Linked DNA regions of Homo sapiens: region 1 is linked to region 2. Evidence: read pairs that join two places in POLR2A ChIA-PET (ENCODE). Cell type or tissue: PC-9. All regions are shown on one strand.

What was found. Peaks named below come from ENCODE experiments on the same cell type or tissue, not always from the same donor. Only the 100,000 strongest peaks of a DNase experiment are listed, where the experiment ranks them.
Region 1: POLR2A ChIA-PET joins it to region 2 with 10 read pairs; 3 of 35 experiments call an interaction of 5 or more read pairs at or near these places.

The regions. Positions count from the first base shown.
Region 1 is chr15:70,830,438-70,838,437 of GRCh38, forward strand. LARP6 (La ribonucleoprotein 6, translational regulator) reads right to left here. Exons shown (of 3, transcript NM_018357.4): 2 at 5,858-6,068; 3 at 1-2,679. The coding sequence ends at 1,615. Among named protein-coding and RNA genes, the nearest start is that of LARP6, 20 kb to the right of the region's middle. In PC-9, no CTCF peak of the experiment used is centred here; a DNase peak (open chromatin) is centred at 3,634; H3K27ac peaks cover 2,055 bases.
Region 2 is chr15:70,675,702-70,683,701 of GRCh38, forward strand. It overlaps UACA (uveal autoantigen with coiled-coil domains and ankyrin repeats), which reads right to left. Exons shown (of 19, transcript NM_018003.4): 9 at 7,057-7,094; 10 at 3,907-3,975; 11 at 2,398-2,505; 12 at 1,407-1,439; 13 at 792-890. Among named protein-coding and RNA genes, the nearest start is that of SALRNA2, 44 kb to the left of the region's middle. In PC-9, a CTCF peak has its summit at 4,065 (motif pointing right); a DNase peak (open chromatin) is centred at 4,090.

The DNA of each region.
Region 1 (8,000 bases), 150 kb after region 2:
GCACCTTTTATGGTGGATTCTTTTTTGAATATGGATAGTAAAGATCAGAAATGTTGAGTACCACTTAGTGGTTAAACAGTGTGGGCTCCAAAGCCAGACCACTAGTTTCAAGCCCAACTCTACCAATTTAGCTGTTAAGCCTTAGACAAGTTAATTACCCAAGTAAAGTCTGTTTTTTTCTGGAATAAAATAGAGATAATACCTGAACATTTCTCTTGTAGTTTTTGGGCAGATTAAATGAGATAATGCATGGAAAGCTCTTAGCATAGTCCCTGGCACCTAATCACTGTTCAATAATTATTAACAAGCTCTATTAAATCCTGCCAAATAGCCAGAGCATAAGCCAACACTGGAATCTAGGCCAATGCTCTTTCTGCTACACCAAGGCAGCTCCTGATGATAACAAACATTAACCCAAGTGAGAAGGAAAGAGAGCTAACATTTATGGAGGGCCAGCTGCATTCCAGACATGGACATCGTAACAAAGCAATTCACAGGGAGATGATGAGGTTCACGGGGCTTAGTAACCTTCCCAAGGTCACAAAATAGTGAGAGATTGGGGGTCAAATGGACTGACCTCAAGTCCTGCAGCCTTTGTCCATCCAGTGGTTCTCCAGCGTGCATCAGAATCACCTGCAGCGTTTGTTAAAACCCAAATTCCAGGCCTTTCTCCCAGACTTTCTAATTCAGTGGGCCTAGGGTTGGCCTGAGAATCTGGATTTCTAATAAGTTCCCAGGTGAGATCAATGCTGTGGGTCCTGGACTGTACACCCTCAGTATACGCCAAGCTGCCTTTGCTCAGTAAAATTCCCTGTGATGAGACACCACTCAGGCTGCCAGAAGCCCAAGGAGAGCCCTGGGGCTGCCCTGGGGTACAGTGAGAAACCCTAAATGCCCTGACTTGATCACTATGCATTATAAACATGTAACAAAGTTTCTCATGTAGCCCATAAATGTGTACAAATAAAAAAATTTTTAAATGTTCTCTTAAAGAAAAGAAAGATGTCTCTGCTAAGCTCCTCAGGGCCTCATGACATACCACCCACAGCTCTGTCAGACAGGCACAGACTTTTGTCAGGCACAATCTATAACCTCAAAGTCAGCACTCCCAGTTGGGTGTTTTATTATTTATTTACTTGACAGGTAACATCGATTTGGTCCTACAAGACACCATGCTATAGGCTTAGCTACTTGCTGTTGCACAAGAGAACTTTCCTGAACTCTCAGGAAGCCCTTGCATGGCCTATCGAGGACAGCTCAGTCACTGAAGGGAAAAATTCCATACCAAAGAAGAGAGAAAAATTCCATACCAAAGAACAGACTTCCCCCAGGGAACCTCCGTCCTACAGCCCTTCAGGGCCATCACACTCACACACATCAGCCATCATCAAAATAGTGGCCATGCTGGGAAGAACAGGAGTCCTGAACTAGAAGGTGGTCTTCAAACCATGGCGTACCGATTTATGTATATTACAGATAGATAAATTAAGAGGTCTACATGAATAAAAAATCTCTCAAAGGGGAACGAATTCCATTCTGTCATGCCAGGTGTTTGTCAGAACCTTGAAAACGAAGGTGGTTTTCAGTGGAGCTTGTATTAAAAATAGAAGGTATTTATACACAGGCCCTGCTCCTCTCATGGCCATGAAATCCTCTGGTGTTGTCAGGACCCCTGGGCAACCTCAGCACCCCTACGGGTAGCCCATCTGCAGTCTGCATCTTCCGGGAGAGCAGGGGACTCGTACCGGGGCTTTTCTCCTGGGTCCCCATCTCGGCTTGGCGACGCCTCCGGACCCAGGGGCTGCCAGAGGGAGTGACGCTGCTGTCAGAGGAATAATCCATACACTTGCGGAAGATCTCAGGGCTGGTGCTGCAGTTCAGTCTACCTTCCTCCGCCAGTGGGGACTTTCTGGAAACGCCTTTGCGTTGGGCCAAGGGGCTGCTCCAAGGACTTGTGCACGGGGAGGCATTTGGACTCAGAAAGAGATTCTGGTGGCCAGACGGGCTGAGCTTGTTGGTGGCCGCGTGCCGTCGGCCCGCCATAGGGGATGTGGGGTTGCTCTCGGGGTCAGAGGAGCTGTTGGCAGAAGACTCATCACCCATGTACTGAAGCTCCTCGACTCTCTTGTTCAGGGACTTGTTCAGGTGGATGCTCGCAGTGGGCTCCTCGTCATGATTTTTGTCTTTGGCAGGTTTCTTTTTGGGTGGCTTCATACCAATCAGGACAGCTTTCATGTTCTCTTTGCCCTGAGATTCTGTGATCATGAACTCATGGGCTTTGATGGCTGCTTCCACCTCCTCGAACTCCACGATGGCGCACTCCTGGGTCCCCACTTGGCTGTAGCGGCTGCTGATCCTCCGGATGTCAGGGGGCAGCTCTCTCCCAGGTTTGAGGATCCGCACTGATGAGATGACTCCAAAAGTCCCAAAAAGCTTGAGCAGGTGTTCCATCACCTTCTCTTGCACCCTTCCATTCTTCTGGGGGGTGGCCAGAGCCCACAGCTTAGGAGACAAGTAGAGATCATAGACCAGGAGCATCTTGCTGGGGAGGTTCTCGTTGGGGAACAGTGGGACGGGGGTGGTCCTCCTCACCTTCCGGTGGTCCTCATTCAACTCAAGGACCACTGAATACTTCAAAGCATGTGCTGTGGTTCTCCAGTCCCGTGTAAGATGTTTCACCTGCAGAACATAAAGCAAATCTGAAATAGTATCTAATGTCCTTGTCCATCCTTGTGTATGCTATAAGCTCCCTCCCTCACTTCCTTATCCCTGTAACACTAGAATCCCTGTATTCTAGTGTCTAGAATCATACGTGGTATGTGTAAACACTCAAAAATCTAGTGAATGAATAAGTGAATGAAAACAAGTTCTACCATTTCAAACAAGGGCACCACAGCAGTGTTGTCCAACAGAACTGTCCATGAAAATGGAAATATTCCATTCTGTGCAAGTTTAGAGGTTAAATTTGCAGGCTCTGGAACAAGGCTGCTGTATACACAAATCAAAGGCCCACCTCTAGCTTGAAGTAAGACTTGGAAAGTTATTCAACCTCTTAGTGCCTCGACTTGCCCTGGAAAATGGAGATGTTAATAGTGCCATCTCAAAGAGCTGTCCTGAGGATTAAACGAATCAATATATACATGTACATATGTATGTACAGACACATACAAACTCATTTACACATAAAACAGAATAGTGTCTAGCTCACAGTGAGTACTAAGTAATCATGTGCTATCATTACTTCCAATATTACATGCTATTATTTTGATAGGATTTGGAGATTTTAACATTCAAATGCTTCTCTAAAGCAGTATTTCTGCATTTCTGCATTTGATACAGAGAAGTTTCCAAAAGATCTTTCGCATTTCACTGCAATATCTCCTGAGAATGACATGGACTACTTCAACTTGAAATTAAATCCAACTTGGGCCTCACTAAGAATGGTGAAATAATCCCTCCCTCCTCCTTTGTTGGTGGAAATTGTATCAATGTTGCAGTATATGGAAGCTATATTTATACTGTAAAACAGTAATTTTCTAGAGGCCCACTTCCGGTGAAGGGAATGCCAGGGGGAATGAGTCATCCCAAACAAATAGTGAAGGTGGGTGGGGTGGGTAACCTGAGCCCGTAATGGCGAGATCCCCCTGAGTCCTCTGAGAACAGGCCAACAAGCTGCTCTGCAAAAGAACTGGGAACTCCAGGTGCCTCTGAGCATAAAACAGGAACTTCATGAAACTCAAGAAGGAAAGGCTCACTCACTGGGCAAGATGGGGAAACCTTGGCAGACCCATTACTATACACAGGCTCCTAGAGAGAGAGCACTGTCCACTGTAGCCTGTGGTCTCTGGGAGAAATGGCTCAGACTTAGGCTACTAGAAGAACACGGGTCCAAGGGCACAGAGAAGCAGGCCCAGGCAAAGGGTCGGATTTCAGGTGGACAGAGTCCATGAGGAATCCAGAAAGGGTGAAGCTGATGACTGCGGGTGCGTGTGAGGCTGTGGGAAAGCCAGGCAGTGGCTCACTGTGGGGTGAAACATGGTGAAGCCTTCTCCGAAAACAGCTAGGGAGGGAGCACTTGGGAGATAAAAAGAGACAATTTCCTAAGCCTGAAGCTTGAGCTAGGAGCACCTGGGAAAGCACAGCACTGCCTTACTCAGAGGGCTACAGAAGTCTGTGGGGGACCACATCTCACTGCAAGAGAAGCAGGCTCTGGCTAGGACTGAATATCCCTCCTGAGCCAGAAGCAAGGTCCACTGGGAAATCTCGGTTACAGTCTGAGCATCCTAAGCCTGGGTCCATGACCATTCATAAGGAAGGTCCAGGTAGCACCTGAGAAAAGGGACCAGGGAGCGTTCATCCTTGTGCAATTGCTAGAAGAACTCTAAGGTTTCCCTGTGCTTTTTACCTTTGTCATGTATGTTCCCCTTTTGTGATTAATAGGAAATCCTTCAGAATGAAAAGGATCTTTGCTCTGATTTTGGAGGTGTTAGGGAGTCTGTCTGTACTCTGCAGCCAGGTTTCAACAGAGAAGAACATTCCTAAATAGGACCATAAGTGGCAGCTTAAAGAGGAAAGCAAAACAGGCTGACTCTTGGGGTCCCTGGGGAGGAATAAAGAGACGTGCTGGATGATTCCACTGGCTGCTTCATTTTGGGATCCCCCACAAACACTTTTCATATGAAGGTTTGCTCACTGTTCTCTGACCATTAAAATATCCCTTCCATTCCCCTGTACCTAGAAAACTCCTACTCATCCTCCAAAATCCTATTTCAATGTCACCTTCTCTGGGAAGACTTCTCAGTTCTCCAGGCAGGGTTAGTTGCTCTGATCAACTAGTTCCCAATAATACTGTGTTCTCTCTTTTGTCCTACTATATGTGGTCACATTGTAATCTTTCAGATCTCTCTCCTTTATTGGACTGTGAGCTTGTCAAGGACAGGGGGAGTACGATCTTCACTCTGTACATCCTGCGCCTAGCACAGCACTCAGCAGAGACAATGAGCATATTTGATGAATGAATAAAGGAAAAAGAGCGACAGGGCCAGGCAGAGTACACCAGTGGGTGAGGCAGGGAAGAGGTCCAAGGAGAAAAGCTCTCCTCCAGTGCACTCTGACAAAGTACACAGACAACTTGGCCGGGACCCACTTGTTACGCATCCCGTTATGCAACAGGCCGCGTAGTGCTTTTCCATTCTAGTAAATGCACTTCCCCTAAGGGAGACACAGAGTTCTTACTCCAACTAGTCTGTCAACTCTCTGAGAAGTAGACAGTACACAGCCCAAACACTGGATCTATATATGGCAGGGACAAGCAGTCTGCTGCCCAGATGGCAGCAATAATTACAAATCTCATCTCCCTATTGTATAGATAAGGATGATGGCGTCACACAGGCAGAGCATGTGTGTCTTAGAGAAGGCTCATTTCTGAGAGTTCTGGGTGCTCATTCTCTCCCTTTGCTTATTCAACTTGACAAATGAAAAGCTTGAATTTCATATAATTTTAGGCCTGGCAGGTATCTCTCAAGGCCTTCGAGTCCGTCTGTCCTGGTATCACATCCTCCTGGCCACCCACTTGCCTGGCAAAAGTGCCTGAACTTTACTAAGAACAAGTAACATTGTTTCATAACTGCTGCCAGCTGAGATTTGTCCCAATGCCCAGGACCCTTTTAATAGTGTGGGAGTATATTCCTAACAATACTAAATCCCTTCTCCTAGCCATTTTTCTCTTTTTCAGGCACAGACTTAATTTTAAAAATTGTTCGTCATCAGGTTTCAAGGGAGTTAAAAAAAATGTTTAAAACCACAACCCAAAACAAACTTGAAATCCTTGAAGCAGCTTCTGAGAACCAAGCCTCACCTTTTTGAAGGATGTGAGTAGCTTAACGCTCACATATCCCAGCTTGTTCCTCCTCACGTGTTTTAGCAAAAAGGCGTCCTTCTCCAGGTTTTCATCAGAAAAGTAGAATTCGATCTGATCCACCAGTTTCTTGATCAACTCCTCATCCGGGGGCTTCCACTCCTGCTCCAGGTCCTCACGCTCGTTCTCACCTCCACTTGCAGTGGTGCCACTGAGACCAGAAGGAGACACCGGGTGTTAGGGTCAACGTTGAACTGTGTCCCCCAAAAATTCATATGCTGAAGTCCTGACCCCCAATACCTTGGAGTATGATGTTATTTGGAAATGGGGGTCACTGCAGATGCAATTAATTAAGATGAGGTCTTACTGGAGTAGGGTGGACCCCCTAATCCAACACAACTAGGGTCCTTACCAAAGGGGTAAATTTGAACACAGACATGCACACAGAGAGAACATCATGTGAAGGCGAAGGGAGAGACTGGGGTGATGTAGCAAAACTCAAGGAATGCCAAAGACTGCCACCAGAAGCGAGGAAAGATGCTTAGAATGGATCCATTTCTAGTACTTTCAGAGGGCGCATGGCCCTATTCACACCTTGATTTCGGGCTTCAGGCCTCCAGAACCATAAAACAATATATTTCTGTTGTTCTAAACCATCCAGCTCATGGTATTTTGTTACAGCAGCCCTAGGAATTGACACTGGGTCACATGGCCACAGAAGGAGAGGTTTGCCCCCAAACAGCTAAGAAGTCAATCTTTCATTTTTAACAAGCATGGAGGATCATAAAAATAATAACTGGCCAGGCATCGTGGCTCCCATCTGTAATACCAGCACTTTGGGAGGCTGAGGTAGGTGGCCTGAGCCCAGGAATTTGAGACCAGCCTGGGCAACAGAGTGGGACCCCTGTTGCTACAAAACAACAACAACAACAACAAAAATTAGCCAGGTGTGGTGGTGCATGCCAATAGTCCCAGCTACTTGGGAGGCTGAGGTGGGAGGAGAGCTTGAACCCGGGAGGTCTAGGTCACAGTGAGCCAAGATTGCACCACTGTACCCCAGACTGGGAGACACAGTGAGACCCTGTCTCAAAATAATAATAATAATAATTATTATAATAACACCCTCTGCTGACATATATGTGGCGCTCTGCCACGGGCAAAATGCTTTTCACATATACTCTCTTATTCTTCCTTCTCTACTCCATCCCCTCAAATCCTGGTTTCTAGAAGACAGTATAGCAGAGTTACTTGACCTTTCGGTAAGATCATCCATATTTATTAAAGAATAAAAGCTTGATTTCTTAGCTGGTTCAGGACAAGATCTGGAGTGCAGTGGTGCGATCTCCATGTGGATACATGACCACTGCCTCTCAGGAGTCACTGCAGTGGTGCAATCTCCATGTGGATACATGATCACTGACTCTCAAGCCATCTGCCTTGGCCTCCCAAAGTGCTGGAATTACAGATGGGAGTGTAATTTCCTAGGGCTGCCAGCTCTAGGAGTCCTGGCTTTAGAGTTAAGATTGCCTGGGTCCAAATGCTTGGTTCAGACTGAGTATCCCTTATCCAAAATGCCTGGGACCAGAAGTGTTTCAGATTTCCAATTTTTCCAGATTTTGGAATATGTGCATATACGTAATGAGATATCTCAAGGATGGGACCCGAGTCTAAACGCAAATTCATTTATGTTTCATATACACCTTATACAGATAACCTGGGGTAATCTCATGCAATATTTTTAATAATTTTGTGCATGAAACAAAGTTTCTGAACCATCAGAAAGCAAAGGTGTCGCTATCTCAGTTTTTAACCCATGTTAAATCTGTAGTGTCATGGTGGCGCTCAAAATGTTTCTGATTTTAGAGCATTTCAGATTTTGAATTTTTTGATTAAGGATGTTCAACCTGTACCATTGTTTATTAGTTAAGTAAATTTAGGCAAGGAACTCCACTGCATCTCACTTCAGTTCTATTACCTGTAAATTGGGAATCATGATAGTCCCTACCCTCATGTGAGTGTTGTGACAATTCAATGAATTAATACATGAAAATATCCAGAGGAGTGCCTAGCGTACCGTTAAAGCTCAGTAGGCACAGACAAATTCCTTCGCTAATTCATAAGAGGCAGATCTAGGATTTAAACT
Region 2 (8,000 bases):
ACACATAGTTTTTTATTTACAAAGAAGAATATTATTTTTGCTATGGTCTGAATGTCTGCCAAAATGTGTTGAAACTTAAATTCCCACTGTGGTGGTATTAAGAGGTGGGGCCTTTTGGAAACTGATTAAGTCACGAGGGCTTCACTTAGGCTCCTTTTTGCCCTTTCGCCTTCTGCCAGGTGAGGATGCAGCAAAAGGCCCTCACCAGACATGAACGCCAGAGCCTTGATCTTGGACTTTCCAGCCTCCAGAAATGGGAGAAATAAATTTGTTCTTTATAAATTTTCTTTATTTTGTTACAGCAGCATGAACGGACTAAGGCACTTTTTTAGTGTACTTTGGGGCTGCATTCACCAACAAAGACAAAAGATTCATGCTGAATCAGCTGCCTTCAGTGATGCCCAGTGATGAATCCTTTCTGAGATAATCCTGGACATATCATCATTCATTTATATGAATGCTTTTTATTATCATTATACTCACTGCAAATTTACAGGTAGAAATATGATGTTTTAAAAAGGTAAGGATGGACAATGAAGAGAAACTAGAATGACACTAAATGTCAATTACATGCTAGTCAATTTAAATGATCTCACTTAACCTTTATAACTATGTGGAGAAAGAGACAATCACCCCAGTTTTGCCAAAGAGGCAACAAGTTTGAAGACTTTAAATAAGCAGCCCAAGGTCACACTATAAATAAGAGATTTATAATTCAAATTCAAGTCTGATGCCAAGAGCCTTACCATTACCCATTATGAATTACAGGAAATAATTTATCCTTTCTATACCTCAAAATATTTAAATCTATTTTTCAGAGCCTCAATAGTCCTTAAGCTTTCTTCATGTTGCTTTTCTTTAGCTGCCAAAAGGGACTTCAGCTTTTCTCTCTGAAATGAAACAGAATAAATACAGTAAAATCACCCTGTGCTTGGAATTGGATTAAAAATGTGTTTTAGAAAACGTGAATTGGAATTGCATTGAGGACTGGAGTTAATGAATTCTCCAACCTGGTGAACTTTAACTACTAATAGAGTTGATAATTTCTACAAATATACTAATGAAACATACAATATCTATAAACAAAATCATAAAAAATTCAAATCTCTGTTTTCAATCTTAATGTTTTCAGACATTTTCTTTATGTTTAGAATTTTATATTATTTTCAGGACAAGTTTCACAGAAAGTAAGACTTTCAGAGGCAATAACAACAAAATGCCTACAATAATCTATGCCACTACATTCAAAACATCCTTTTTTAGTCATCTATAGATTTTGAATTTCCCTTTAATAACCAGAAATAGAATCCTGGTCTCTATCTCAATTCAGGACTTAAACCTTTACTACTATATCATCTTCAATTCCTAAAACAATTTTAATGGTTTAAAATAAAATGTCACCCTACCTCGCTTTCCAGATCATCAGCAACCATAACTTCCTAAATTTAAAAAGAACACAAAATATTTTAATTCTTAAAAGCCTATTTTAAAAGGCATGAACTTGGCAAAGATATTTTAAAAAGATTGGCAAATGTCTTTAAGACTAGGGCCAAGGATATGAGAAGAAAATTATGTACAATTCTGTTGTATGAGTTGTCATTCATTCTTCTCACTATCCAAATTCAGAAGCACTTTTGATTCTCTTGAGAACCTATCAACCACCAAGTCCTACTTGTTCTTGGTCCTCATATCTTCTGTCTACTTTTTCCTCTCCAATCCCATGGCCCTAACTATAGTTCAGCCTTTTGCTTTTGCATATGTTCAATTTTAGGAAAATCTAACATAGATAGCAAGATATTAAAGTGATACGGAAAATTAGAATCACAAGGACACAGCTGTACCAATCACGCAGTTACTTCTTACTTTTGAAATGCAAATATCACATAAGATTTCACCTGTGGTAAGTCCTGTACATAATAAAATGTATATTTAAAGAGCAAACTGATGATACTAGATTTCATATATATTCTACTTTCCCTCTAAAAAATGATTTATGGATATTTCTTGTATTTCCAATTTTTTTATACAACAAGGAATATATTACAGGTCACTGTTTCTGTGATTTTGCTCATCACAGTGTTCTCTGGAATGCCCTCTGATTCCCTCTTACTTCCTTCAAAATTCAACAGAAGTACCATCTCCCACAGGAAGTGCCCCCCTCAGAAGCGGCAGCCCACAGTGATCTCTCCTCACTTCCCTGAACATTCTTTACACTGTCCTTACTTGTTAGCTTATGGTACTTTAAATGTAAAATTTCATGTAAAAATCCTGGTCCCCAGTAAGATTTAACTCCTCTGAAGTGCAATGAGCTAATTTTACCTTCTTTAGCACAATCATTAACAATTTGCTATTGATATAGTAAGACAGTTTATTTTTCTATTATGCAGATTTATTTACCTCATTCAGCTGTAACTGTAAACCATTGACTTTATCCAAAAGTATTCTTTGTTCTTGCTGAATTTTTCTCAACCTCTCTTTCAAATCTTCATTTTCAATCTCCAAATCCTTAAATAATAAAGACAACAAGGTGCCAGGCCAATCTTAAAAGAGCAAATTCTTAAAGGAGAAATTTTTAAAAGCAGTTCACTACCATACAGGTACATACATATGTAAAACACTAAGTACAAAAGATACAATAATTTCAATGATATGCCAATGATTTAAAATCTACAGATCATAAATAAAATAGAAAATTACTATCCTATAATAGCTAATAAATACAAGTATATACTACAAGAGGGCAAATCATCCTAATTCCAATAAAGAAAAAATAAAAAGCATCTAGACACAGAAAAGAGCAAAAGAATATGCCATTTTAACTTTTGCTTAAGACCTCCCAAATTTATGAGACTCTTCTAATCCTTTTGTTGAAATAATCATCATTTTCAGTGCTCTGGTAAAAGATAAAGGCTCGAATTTAAGGACATAGTTCATTTTCTTACACTACATAGTAAACTAAGAAAACCCAAATAAAATGCTTTTATTATACTGAAACAGCTATTCAATTTATCATTTAACGGTGTTTCAGTCATAAAATTAATTATGGGTCCTTCCTCTAAAATAATCCTCATAATATTCTTTGGAAACTTTGACCAATATAAAAGCCAAAAAGTACTGTGTGGTTAGTTTAACAAAATTATTTTTCTCAATCAAAATAGAAAATACTTTAAGAAAAAAATCAGATTTAATTTACATTAATGATCATTTTTAATACTATAATTTTCTAAAATAAACACAAATGTATGGTTTACATCACAAAACAAACACATTTAAATCAAACAGTTATATAAAGTTGCTTTTTCTAATATATATTAAAACAATACTTTCTACACCATACTTCTAGCGTTACATAATTAAATTTTATAATACTGGACTCAAACATTGATAACAAAAGTCAATTCTTAAAGAAGAGATTAGGCAGCCGGGTGTGGTGGCTCACGCTTGTAATCCCAACACTTTGGGAGGCTGAGGCGGGTGGATCACCTGAGGTCAGGAGTTCAAGACCAGCCTGGCCAACATGGTGAAACCCCGTCTCAACTAAAAATACAAAAATTAGCCAGGCATGGTGGCACATGCCTGTAATCCCAGCTACTAGAAGGGCTGAGGCAGGAGGATCACTTGAACCTGGGAGGCAGAGGTTGCAGTGAGCCGAGATCATGCCACTGCACTCCAGCCTGGGCAACAGAGCCAGACCCCATCTCTAAATAAATAAATAAATAAATAAATAAATAAATAAATAGAAGAGATTAGGCAAAAAAAAAGAGAATCACAAACAATTTTAACGAGCTTCCCTTTCTTTGCCCCACTCATTTCACCCATTCTCTTGCTTCCTCTCTTCTCTCTCAATCCCACTACAAATACTGGAATTGTTTTTAAAGGAAGACACCATTATTTTTTTCTTTTTACCTGAATATTTTGATGCTCCCTCTGATGTGACTTCACATTTACTTCATCTTGCATGTGTGTCAAATTTCGCTTTGGTAAAACATAAGAAAACACGGGTCAGCAAGTGTAAGAATACAGAAAAGTATATTTTCCTCAATTGGCAATACACCCAGTTAGTGATTTTCAGTTTATCCAACATTAGCTGCACATAACACAAGGTGGCAGTGTTTCTATTTAAAACTCCAAAATGGAAAGGACCTTTAAGACTATGTTTTAAATAAATCAAGTATAACTTATTTAAAAATACTAAATAATAACAAATTTTAAAATATTATTAAGGATTTATTTTAACTAAAGTCACAAAATTTTAAAAAGAATTTGTAATAAATGCATAACAAAAGTTGGGCTATAAAGCACTGCATTGCCAACTACTAAAAGAACTCAACTTAAAAAAAAAAAAAAAGGAAGAGGAAGGGGAAGTCACATTAATTTGTAAAGACAATACAGAAATTATTTACTTCTCTGAGCACCACCAAAATAAAATATCAAGAGGTATGGTAAGGAAGAGACAGACAGTCCCTCTGACCTGAGCAATATAAAAAGGTCTTTAAATAACTTGGTTGGGTGTATGTTCTGTTTTTGTAACTTACTGCTTTGAAACTTTATTCCAGCTTAGAGATTTGCTTTAACAAAAACAACATAATTATTAAACAAGAGAATAACCCCCCTTTCAAAAAAACCAAAATGATCTTTAAATCTCCACAATAACTAATGTAGAAAGCTATTTATTTCTTCCTAATTAGGTTAAAAAAAAAACTACTGCTTTAATTCTTCGAGATGATTTTCTCATGTTTTGTATTATTTGTTTACCTTTGCTTGATCAAGTTTTTAAACTATCATTCAAATGAGTTTGGATCTAGAACTAGAGGAACAACTCCCATTTAAAAGATATTCTATATCCACAATTTGGCCCTAACTATGTTTACAGCCTCATTCCTTCTACCAAAGGACTGTTCTTCAAGTGGAATCTGACATCTTCTCACAGCTCACCTGATCATACCACTTTCATTTCCAGCCTTCACTTCAGCATCCTCACCCACTGCCTCCACTATATCCTAACTCAGACATACTAAATCAACCGCATCCTTTAATTAAGATCCATCTTCCTGACAAGCCTTGTTATTAGCACACTAAAAGAACCTCTCTTGCACCTCTGGCTCCACTTAGCAGCGATCTGATCACGTGCACCACTGATTGGGGTGCACACGTCCTGCCTTCCGCCATCTGGTAGTCACTGGTGGGTACATATCAATAGTCCTTATCATACAAGGTCCTTCTTAATCTAGCCCTTTGTTACTTTAGCAGCTTCTTCTGCTCCCTCCACGATGGGCACATCGCTCCTGTCACACTTGTCTGCTGCTGCCCCATGAACATGTCTAACCTGCTCCCTCATCAGGGGCTGGGCACCTGCCCTTCCCTCAGCCTGTGAGGCTTCTCCCACAGACTTCCACCCACTCCCTCTTCATCCCTTAATTCTGTTTTGTTTTTCTTCACAGCATCTGCTATGATACTAAATATTCCTTTGCTTATTGTTCATCTCTCACTAAGCTAGGAGTTCCATAAGGGCAGAGACTTCGTACACTACAATATTCCCAGCACTTAGAACAGTAGTTGGCATGTTGTAGATGTTCAGCAGATATCTGTGAACAAACAACTGAGTGAGTCTTACATTTGCAACTATACTGTAGGCTTCTTGAAAACAGAGATTACATGTGCCTTAGTATTAAAAAAAAAAAGTCCTATTTACAGCGTATATTTAGTAAGTGTATTCAATAAATGACGGAAACACAGTAATTAGGAGCAGTGTGTCTTTCTGTTCCTAGTAGAATATTAACTCCTTGTATTCACTTCAATATTTCCTAGAGCACTGAGCAGAGAACAATTCCCATATTAATATTCAATAATTCTTTTTATTTTAAATATCTATATATTTCAGAAATCATTTTTCTCTGATTCTGTGTGAGATGGCTAGTACAGTCATAGCAGTGTACATTTTTTTTCACTCTACTCACACTTAGGTTATATGAGGCACAGGGAAGAAGGCTGGAACAGTTGCTCCAGATGGAAAAGTGTCAACAGACATGACCCATATATGAACATATTAATTCAGATGGATTGAAAAGGAAAACAAGCTTTAATATAACTTTCATGATAAGTGCAGCAAACCACCACGGCACATGTATACCTATGTACAAACTGGCACATTCAGCACATGTATCTCAGAACTTAAAGCAAAATTTTTAAAAAATGTAGCTTTCAGATTCAGGTGAGAGGTACAAAAATGACACAGGATGATGATCAGAATTGCTCAAGGTACCTGATTACTTTCTCTTCAGGGTTTGCAAATGCTTAGGTTCCTCTCACTAGAGAAAAGCTGAAAGCCTGGAAGGGAACAGTCAGCAGGAGAGGAAAGCTGCCTACACTAGCTTTTGAGCCACGGTACTGTAAACCAACCCTGCTTACTTTAACACAAATAGATTAGCAGAAAACATAAGACATTTCACAACCAGGATATCAAAACAGGGTTAAATAGTAATTTAATAATAAATGTAGTGCAAAGCATGAATTATTTCAAGTGTTGTTATTCCGTAAAGTCCTCAATTAAATACACACAGAAAAAAAGACTGAAGAAGAAATAAAAACACTAACAGTGGCATTGAAATCACAATATATAATCAGTTTAGAACTCTGTTTTCTTCATTTCTTAATTACACTGGAAGAATTTTCCCATAACAGTCAATATTTTGTCCTGTTATTAAGGGAGACTGGGGGAAACTGTCTATGATCTGCCAAGCTAAAGTTCATCATTTAGCAAGTTACAATGTCTCCTACTTGAAAAAACTGAATGCTCACGGCCCTAATCAGGAGGCTATCTCTTTCCCACTGGATACCTTCATTGAAACTGAGATCTAATGTGTCTCAAGCTAAGTGATAGTATCTTGATAGGACCTCATGATCTAAGTATCCAGAATCTACACGGGCTTGATTAACTGAGAAGAGAGATAGAACGCATTTAAACTCAGAATAGTTATGCTAACTATTAACTAGTTTTACTAAGCACTTTAAACTATACAATACATATAATTATTTAAAATTAAAATTAATATCTACCTGTTGCAAAGATGGCCCTTTCTTCCAAAGTTCTCTCCCTAAGATTTAGAGAAAAAGAGAAACAACAAAATGGCAGGTTAACTTGGGGTAGGTACGCATTCCCTAACTATACAATTGAGTCAATATTAAATAAATAAACTTTAGAGTTTCCTCTAAAGCTTACAACTTTTTAGTTTTATTTCTAAAACGTATGCTTGAAACAATAATGACATCTCACTTTTGCCTATCAAATTAGCAAAATTTTTATAACAATATTCAAGTAGGTAAGATTAAAGACTAAGGATTGGAGGCAGGTAAAAAATGGGAAATTTATTTAGGCTGGGTATGGTGGCTCACACCTGTAATCCCAGCACTTTGGGAGGCTGGGGCAGGAGGATCACTTGAGGCTAGGAGTTCAAGACCAGCCTGGGCAACATAGCAAGACCCCATCTCTACAAAAAAAATATAAAAAATTAGCTGGCCATGGTGGTACATGCCTGTAGTCCCAGCTACTCATGAGGCTGAGGCAGGAAGATAACTTGAGCCCAGGAGTTTGAGATTGCAGTGAGCTATGATGGCACCACTATACTCTAGCCTGGGCAACAAAGGGAGACCCCATATCTAAAAAAAAAGAGGGGAAGAAAATTTAAAAAGCTCCTAAATTCGAAGGCAATTTGCCAACATAGACCAAAGGCTTAAAGAAATGTGCATGCCCTGAAACTCAGTGATTCAATTTCTAGGAACCGACCCTAAAGGGTAATAAAAATATACTAAAATATTTATGCATAAGGACAGTCATAACCTTTGTGTATTAATGAATAATTATAAATAGCTTAAACACTACATGTAGAAAACTGCTTTATTAAATGAAACTTAAATAAATGGAATCTCATACACCAACAAAAATCATACTATAGAAAAACTATTTTTGAGGGAAAGGCCTTCAAAATAGGTTACATAAAAAA